2 separate regions of the Mus musculus genome follow, and region 1 is linked to region 2. Evidence: chromatin loops called from intact Hi-C (ENCODE). Cell type or tissue: left cerebral cortex. All regions are shown on one strand. Region 1 holds the start of Mtg2 (mitochondrial ribosome associated GTPase 2). Region 2 has its middle 6.3 kb from the start of Rps21.

Region 1 (4,000 bases), 180 kb before region 2:
TTATATTACTTCTTCAGGACCTCTGAGTTCAGATTGCCAAGCAGATGTTCCTTTGCGTTTAGGGAAGTCTGAAATCCACACTGCATTTTTAATGAATCCAAATAACTTTATTACGTTCTTTCAAATGAAAAGGACAAGTTTTATACAGTGAGAATTGGGTGATTTTTTTTTTTTTTACATTCCTAGGATGTTTAATCTCGTTTTAATTCTGTGCAAACATGAGAGACAGCCTTTTTGAAAAGGTTCTATCAAAGGAAAACACCGCATATAATGCAGCAGGCATATTTTTCAGCATTTATTTAGATAATAACAATGTTACTATGAGAAGAAAAGAACAACCTTGAAGATGAGTGCTCAGAACAACCAAGAACATACAAAACCATCCCCAAGGATGCAGGGCTTGGTACATCAGACCTGTCCACCAGGATGCTTTTGCTTTATTTGTGTCTTATATGTAGCCCAGACTGGCCTCAAACTCACTACATAGCTGAGGCTGAACTTAATGATCCCCCAGCCTCCACTCCCGGGTACTGAGACCACGGGCATGCACCACCACATCTGTTTTCAGCTGATAGTTTTTAAAATATAAAACTTACCTGTAGCTCAGTAGTAAGGCACCTTTGTGGAGTTTGCTTGAATTAATCTTGACAGTCTTGCTGGAACTTACAGTGCAAGCTCCATTTACTTACAGGAGAATCAAGGGCCGGATCAAAGGACTTGTCTGTGTCGGCTGCCGTCTTACTCTAGGACATTCTCCCTCTCCTTGGGACCATTATCAACAACCATGGGCATATGTGTCTCATAGGCACAGGGTTTAGGAAACACACAGGCAAGGGCTGACTACATGACGGCTTTAACTTTACAGAAACAAGTTTCTGATCGCTACATGGCAGAAGTATTAGCAACTTGATTTTAGGGACTCATCATCTCTTTAGCTCCTTCCCTTTCTGGCAATTTTTATAAAACTAGCCTACAAGCTCACTTGGGGGCTAAATATCCCATTGAAAATGTCGAAACATTTTAAGTAACTGTGAAATGGTTTTTATTCCTTGCCAATCTGGGAATATGCCTTTTATGTATGCATACATGTGCAAGTGTGTACGTGTGTGTGTGTGTGTGTGTGTGTATGTATGTGTGTGTATGTGTGTATATATATGTGTGTATGTTAAAGTGCTGTATTAGTGTGTATGTGTGTGTGTATATGTAAAGTGCTGTGTTAGTGTGTGTTAATACTTTTTGAAAGAAAAGAACACTTAAAATATGTATCACCCCAAAAGTTCAATTTGAAATGTCTTACATTAAGAATTTCTTGAATGTTGTGTATATATTTTTAAAAGCACTTTGTGAAATAGTTTGTACATTTATTTCCTAATTTATACCTGATTTTGGTGTTAATATATTTAATGATTAATATTGTTTATTTAATGTTTTATTGATTTTTATGTAATTTTGTGGGGGAAAGTGATGCCAGTCTTTTTCATTGCCTGTATTATAGCTTTTCTTCTGTAACATGAATGTTTGAAAAGTCCTAGGCTGAAATGAACCCTTCGTGCAGGTGTGGTTGACTGTGTTTTGTTTTCAATGGTTCCTCCTACTGAAGGCCAGAAAAGATGCAAAGGGAGATTTGGAAATCGCTGCTCATTCTTCCTCCTGTTTCCCAGCATCCGTTCAATACTTGGTGAACTTGACCACTGAGGACTGGGGTTTTCAGATGTGCTGACCACTACGCGCTGCGCTTGTCAGGGGCTATGGGTGGATGGACATCTCTGCAGACTTAGCATATAGCACAGTGGGAGATGGGAGATGTCCGCAGAGGCACTGGGCAGACACAGGCCTGGCCCAGAAAGGAGGTGTTTTCCTTTCCTGTTGTACCTGTTCTCAGACGTGGGCTTCAGTGACTGAGTGTCCGTTCAAACTTGTAAAAAGAGGAAGACTTTCCATTTCCATTAAAACACTTTTTTAGCCATTACCTCATTTCTGTTTATTGAGCATGTTACGTCTGTCTTGTTATTTGTGAACGAAGTACAGTTTTTAAACACCCTATCATTTTCACCCTTGTTTGGTTGGTTGGTTAGACGGAGGCGCACTGTACAAACCTATGTGACTCTCAGACATTCCCGGCCTCTTTTTCCCGAGACTGGAATTAAAAGCGTGCGACCCGGCACCTGGCTTTTTCCTGGTTTTGTGAGACAGGATCACTGTGTGTCTCAGGCTGGGCAGGAATTCACGGCGATCCTTCTGCTCAGCTTCCTTGGTGCCCAGACTTTGGCTTTGGAGCCACAGAGACCACGGGATTCGGGGGGCGGTGCCTCGCCTTCCGGTTTGCTGCTGCACTGCGCGTGCGCGGCCAGAGCCCGACCCGGAACCAGTCGAGCGAGCGGAGGTGGGAGCTGTCGGGAGCGGGTGGGTGCGGGCGGCATTGCACGGGTGTGCGTTCTCCGGCGGCAGGCGGCGGGCGGGATGACTGGGCGGGATCTCTCTCTGTGTGCGGTGGCTCTAATGAGGAGAGCCCGTCCGGCCTGATCGCCGTAAAGTTGGTTTCTGAAAGACTCGCTCTCGCCTTAGCTTGAGCGTGATGGCGCACGCTTGTAAGCGCAGCTTCCCAGATGAGACAGGTGGATTTCTAGGAGTTCGAGGCCCGCCTAGGCCACATAGTGAGACCATGAACAGAAAACAATGGCAGAAACGTCCCCTTGCCCAGCTCTTTTGGAAAGCCTTTATGGATGCGCTACTAGGGTAGAGGCTCACCTGTTAAGATGCAGGCGCCGCAGTGTGTCGCCTAACTATGGGCAGTTGAGTCTTCCTGAGTCCCCGCCTCCGCGGCTTTGTAGAGGCATTCTTTTAAAGATGAGGTAAAGAAGCATTCTGCACACTAAGGATCGGTAGAGATGCGCCTGGGGTGCGAGCAAATGGCCTTGTTCCTACTCAGAAATCTAAAGGACCAGCATGGAACAGTTTCGGAGCTGTCGGGAGGTTTCCCTGCCTGCATGTGAACCAGTCTGGGACCTTGAGTGCTGGGTCGGGGATTGGGTGGGAGGTGGCAGCTGTCCCTCCAGTCAGTCTGTCCCACAAGGCCCCATAGGGCAGGCACCCAGACAGCAGCGTTGTTGAACGCGTGCTTTATTTTGTTTTTGAGACAGGCTCTCCCTTGCTGGCCTGGCACCCAGATGCCTGTCTGGCTTCCGGAGTGCATCTGCCACCGCACACAGCAGGAACACTTACCCCCACCCCCGTGAATGGCATATAATTAAGTAAAAACCATGTAATGTGAGTTGTCAGGTGACAAAATGATACTCCAGTTTCTAAATGTTTTCCACATGAAGAACGAAGTAGATCACAAACATATGTAATGAAGTGTAAAAGTATGTAGCAGAAACAGTAATGCCCGCGTGGGATTTAATATCCGGTAGCAAAGTGAAAATGGAATGCTTAGAATTAAGTTAGTTAACTGTGAATACTGTTAACCAATTGTGCTTAGCCTATAAAAGAATAACACTGAAGAAATGAAAACATTCCTCAAGAATGCTTTTTTTTTTCCCCCTTTCTCTTTTTTTAAGACAGGTTTGCATGTGTCTGGCTCCCTGGCTGGCCTTGAACTTGCTAAGTAGTAGAAGATGACCTTGAACTTCTGACCTTCCTACCTCCACCTCCTGAGTAAGTGGTGGCATGCCTGGATTATGTGATTCCAGGGGTCAACCCCAGGGCTTTGTGCATGCTAGGTCGGTAGGCATTCTACCAACTGAGCTACACCCCTCTTCCACAGTGCTTTCTTCTTTCTCATTGAAGACATCTTGGCACATGTCTCTAGTGCCAGCTACACAATCAGATCAATCGGTTCACTGTGAAACTAGTGCGGAAGGTTCCTGGACACACCTCTTGTGGACAGTAGCCGGGAGCTTAGCATCCTGTATAGCAGCAGTGGCCCTCTCACACGGTAGCACCGTGGAATTCCCCATACATGAAAGCCTTGCTGTACAGCCTTAAAGCATCTTGGCTCTCA
Region 2 (4,000 bases):
CTAGAGGGTACAGGAAGAGAGGTGTATGTTAACCATTCCAGGAAATCATGTCAGTGAGTCAGAGTGTCAGACATATGGACATTCCAAGAAGTAGATTATATCTGTGAACAAACACACAGTCCTTGACACCAGAGCCAAGGGGGAGGACCTAAGAGGAAACAGACACACAACTACTAAACTTGCTTGATAAAAAAGATTAAGTGGCTCACAGCACTGGGGATATGTCCCTGTGGGGGCAGCCCCCGCTCTTCCCAATGCCTAGATCTGCTTGCTTGGCTCACACACACCGCTTCTGTCTCCAGGGGAAGACCTGGTAGTGGCAACAGTCCAGAGCGGAGTCCTAGAGCTTCACATTCATTCCAATTCCGCTCTACCTGGGAACGGAGCGACCCAGAGTCAGGGCAATCTGTGCCTGGGGTCAGAGGTCAGCCTGGAGGCGGGGCATGACTCTGGACCTGACAGTGCACCTCGGTTGGAGAGAGCTGTTGGCTGTTGTTGGAGTTAGTGGACTGCTGGGCTGCAGAGGTTCTTCTCCTGTTGTTTGGCTCAGAGCTGGGTACCGAGTTCCTCTAGACCCCAGACAGCAGGGCTGACTCTCTGTTGGCACTGCCTAACGGGGCCTCACTTGAACCCTGTGTACCTAGGGGAGAGAGAGGGTTATATGACTGTCTGTGTGCTGCAGACCATGGCTAGGAAGCAGAGGCACCAGGAGCCACTCTCTGAGTTGGCTGTCAGAGCCTTCACCCAGGAGGGGCCTGAGGAAGAGGGGGCTGAAGCCCCTGGTCAGACCTATTCCAGGAGAAGGCCTGCCCCTTACCTGGACCCATTATTTATCCTGACCAAAGTTCAGGCCTGTGAGGAAGGTTTCCTTGCCCTGAACTGGATCCCTTCCTTCCTTCCTTCCTTCCTTCCTTCCTTCCTTCCTTCCTTCCTCCCTCCCTCCCTTCCTTCCTTCCCTTTTCTTTTCTTTTCTTTTCTTTTCTTTTCTTTTCTTTTCTTTTCTTTTTTCTTTTTTTGGTTTTTCGAGACAGGGTTTCTCTGTATAGCCCTGGCTATCCTGCTATCCTGGACCTCACTTTGTAGACCAGGGTGGCCTCGAACTCAGAAATCTGCCTGCCTCTGCCCCCCCCCCCCCCCCCGAGTGCTGGGATTAAAGGCGTGCGCCACCACTGCCCAACTTGGATCCTTTTCTCAAAAGCTGCATTTGATGCTGACCTAGCTCACAGCACTTGGCCCATACACAGCTACCCCATTTTGTCATGAAGTCTCAGTTTACACGTATGGGATGGAGGTGGGCCTTCAGGAGATATAGGGAACCCAGTGAGGTGTGCTGCACACAGAGACCCCGATAACCCAGATCAGAGCTGCACATGATGGGGGCTTTCAGAGTAACCAACCCAGGACTAGGGATCTATCCACCCAGCGTTTCTTTCTTTTTTTTTTTCTTTTTCAAGACAGCAGGGTTTCTCTGTGTAGCCCTGGGTGTCCTGGAACTCACTCTGTAGACCAGGCTGGCCTTGAACTCAGAAATCTGCCTGCCTCTGCCTTCCAAGTGCTAAGATTAAAGGCCTGTGCCATCACCGCCCGGCCCACCCAGCCTTTTAACTAGAAAATTGATGATGGTGATCATAGTGATGTTGATGATGGTGATGATAATGATGGTGATGTCATCTGTGCATCCTCATACATTCACACGCCCACAAATAAATAAAAAGTAAAATATAGGGCTGGTGAGATGGCTCAGTGGGTAAGAGCACCCGACTGCTCTTCCGAAGGTCAGGAGTTCAAATCCCAGCAACCACATGGTGGCTCACAACCATCCGTAACAAGATCTGACTCCCTCTTCTGGAGTGTCTGAAGACAGCTACAGTGTACTTACATATAATAAATAAATAAATCTTTAAAAAAAAAAGTAAAATATAATAAGAATAAGAAAGCATCCTCTTTACAACAACTAAAAAGCAACAGAGTACAAAGCCAGCCCTACTCCCTGCATGGCATGGGCGGTTGAGATCATACAAGACTGTTCACATTCCCTGCGTGGTGTAAGCGGTCGAGATCATGTAAGACACATGGGGTTCACTGAGGCAGAGCAGTGTTCTTGGGGAGGAGACCCGAGGACCTTCAGGAACCCTGCCTGAAAAGACTGCCTTGAAGCAGCAGCTTGAATTCTGAGGCCTGAGATTCTGCAGGGAGGTATCTGCTTAACAGCGTCTGAAGTTTGGGGTCCTTACTTGGCCTCTGACCCCATTCCCACCCTGGAGATCTTACAAGAGGTTCTGTCTCTTAGGTGAAGGAGTTCAGCTAGTCTGGAAGCGGCTAGGTTGAACCGTGTAAGCTTGCTCTTGTTCCAGAATGGTTCTTGGATGCCCCCTAGTGGCGACAAGGAACAGTACAAGGGGGTGTGAAGAGACCTTTCAGGATGGCACCTGCTGTGAGCAGTTTCCTCTCCTGCAGATCCTTAGGGGCTTGCGGAGAAAGAAACTCACTCCGCTCCTCCAGTGGGGGGTACTTACTTCTTTACTTTGGGGGTCTGGAATTTTGTGCATCAAATTATTTTTATAGAAAGGATCTTGTGTGCCCTGAAGGTGGAATTGCAATTCCATGCTGGGGTGCTGGAGAGGTGGAGACAGATGAACCCCTGGGATTCACTGGCTAAATTGGCTGAGATACAAACTCATGAGAGACTCTGTCTCAACAACACCCAGAGCTGACCTCTGGCCTGTGTGTGTGTGTGCGCGTGCGCACATAAGTATAGGCCAGTGTGTGTGTGTGTGTGTGTGTGTGTGTGTGTGTGTGTGTGTGTGTACAGGCAAGAGGTGTATCTGTGTACAGGCCAGAGGAATGTGTGTGTTTGTGTGTGTAGATGTATGTGTGTGTAGGCCAGAGGTTGGTAGCTTTTTCAGTCACTTTCTGACTCACTTTGTGAGACAAAGCCTCCTGCTGAGCCTGGAATTTGCTGCGTCACTAGATTAGCTGACCAGCAAGCTGCAGGACTTCTCCTGTCTCTGCCTCTGGGACCTTACATTACAGTCCTGGCATTACAGGTGTGCGTTGCCACGTCAGGCTTCTAGGGATTGAACTCAGGTCCTCATGCTTGTGCAGAAAGCATTTTGCTGATTCAGTCTTCTTCCTGGTACCACCTTCCACCCTCACCAATTTTTAATTAATTTATGAGATCAGGTCTCACTATGTAGGCCTGTTTGGCTTGGAACTCACTATGTAGACCAGGCCGGCCTTGAACTCACAAAGATCCACCGCTTGGGATTAAAGATATGTGTCACCACTCCTGGCCTCCCCCTTTGTAAAAACAAAACAAAACAAAACAAGTCTGTTTTGCTAGCTGTTTTGGTGGCATGGACCTATGATCCCAACTACTTAGAAGACTGAGGGAGTAGAATGTCAAGTTTGAGACTTGCCTAGGCTACAGAATTGAGTTCAAAGCCAGTCTGGGAAACTTAAGTGAGATGCTGTCTCAAAATGAAGAGCAAAGTAGGAGCTGTGGGTGGGTGGAGGGCTCTCTCAGGTTAAGAGTGCTTCCCAGAGGACCACACTGGGCAGCTCACAGCTGCGTGTAACTCCAGCTCCAGGGGCTTCAGCTCCTTCTGGCCTCCGTGGGTCACAGTACTCACATATAGAAACACACACACATACATATCCAGGTCGCATGGGTGTCCTCTGTTTCTGAACTGTACTTCAATCCAGTTGTAGTCAAGCTGACAACTGGGGACAGTCATCACGGTTTGGATGCAGTTATATAATCATTATGAGACACTCATTTTTGTTTGTTTGCTTTTTGAAACTGGGGTCTCACCAGATAGCTCTGGTGTCCTAGAACTCTCTATGTAGACCAGGCTGGCCTTGAACTCACAGAAACCAGTCTGACTCCTTCTGTCTCTGGAGTGCTGGGATCAAAGGCATGCACGGCCACCACCTGGCCACTTGAAAATTTGTTAGTTTCCATTGAATTTGTAAAACGTTCAGAGACTGTTTATCTCCT

Evidence for each region. A loop is a pair of places that touch in the nucleus more often than their neighbours do. Peaks named below come from ENCODE experiments on the same cell type or tissue, not always from the same donor. Only the 100,000 strongest peaks of a DNase experiment are listed, where the experiment ranks them.
Region 1: a loop joins it to region 2, with 4 times the contacts of the local background. A loop is called at or near these places in 7 of 42 quality-filtered maps.

The regions. Positions count from the first base shown.
Region 1 is chr2:180,068,233-180,072,232 of GRCm38, forward strand. Ss18l1 (SS18, nBAF chromatin remodeling complex subunit like 1) reads left to right here. Exons shown (of 11, transcript NM_178750.5): 11 at 1-1,969. Mtg2 (mitochondrial ribosome associated GTPase 2) reads left to right here and starts at 2,361. Exons shown (of 10, transcript NM_181424.3): 1 at 2,361-2,383; 2 at 3,562-3,654. In left cerebral cortex, a CTCF peak has its summit at 2,398; DNase peaks (open chromatin) are centred at 2,352, 2,793, 3,081 and 3,114; H3K4me3 peaks cover 1,587 bases; H3K27ac peaks cover 1,695 bases.
Region 2 is chr2:180,249,088-180,253,087 of GRCm38, forward strand. No RefSeq gene overlaps it. Among named protein-coding and RNA genes, the nearest start is that of Rps21, 6.3 kb to the right of the region's middle. In left cerebral cortex, a CTCF peak has its summit at 2,381 (motif pointing left); a DNase peak (open chromatin) is centred at 2,361.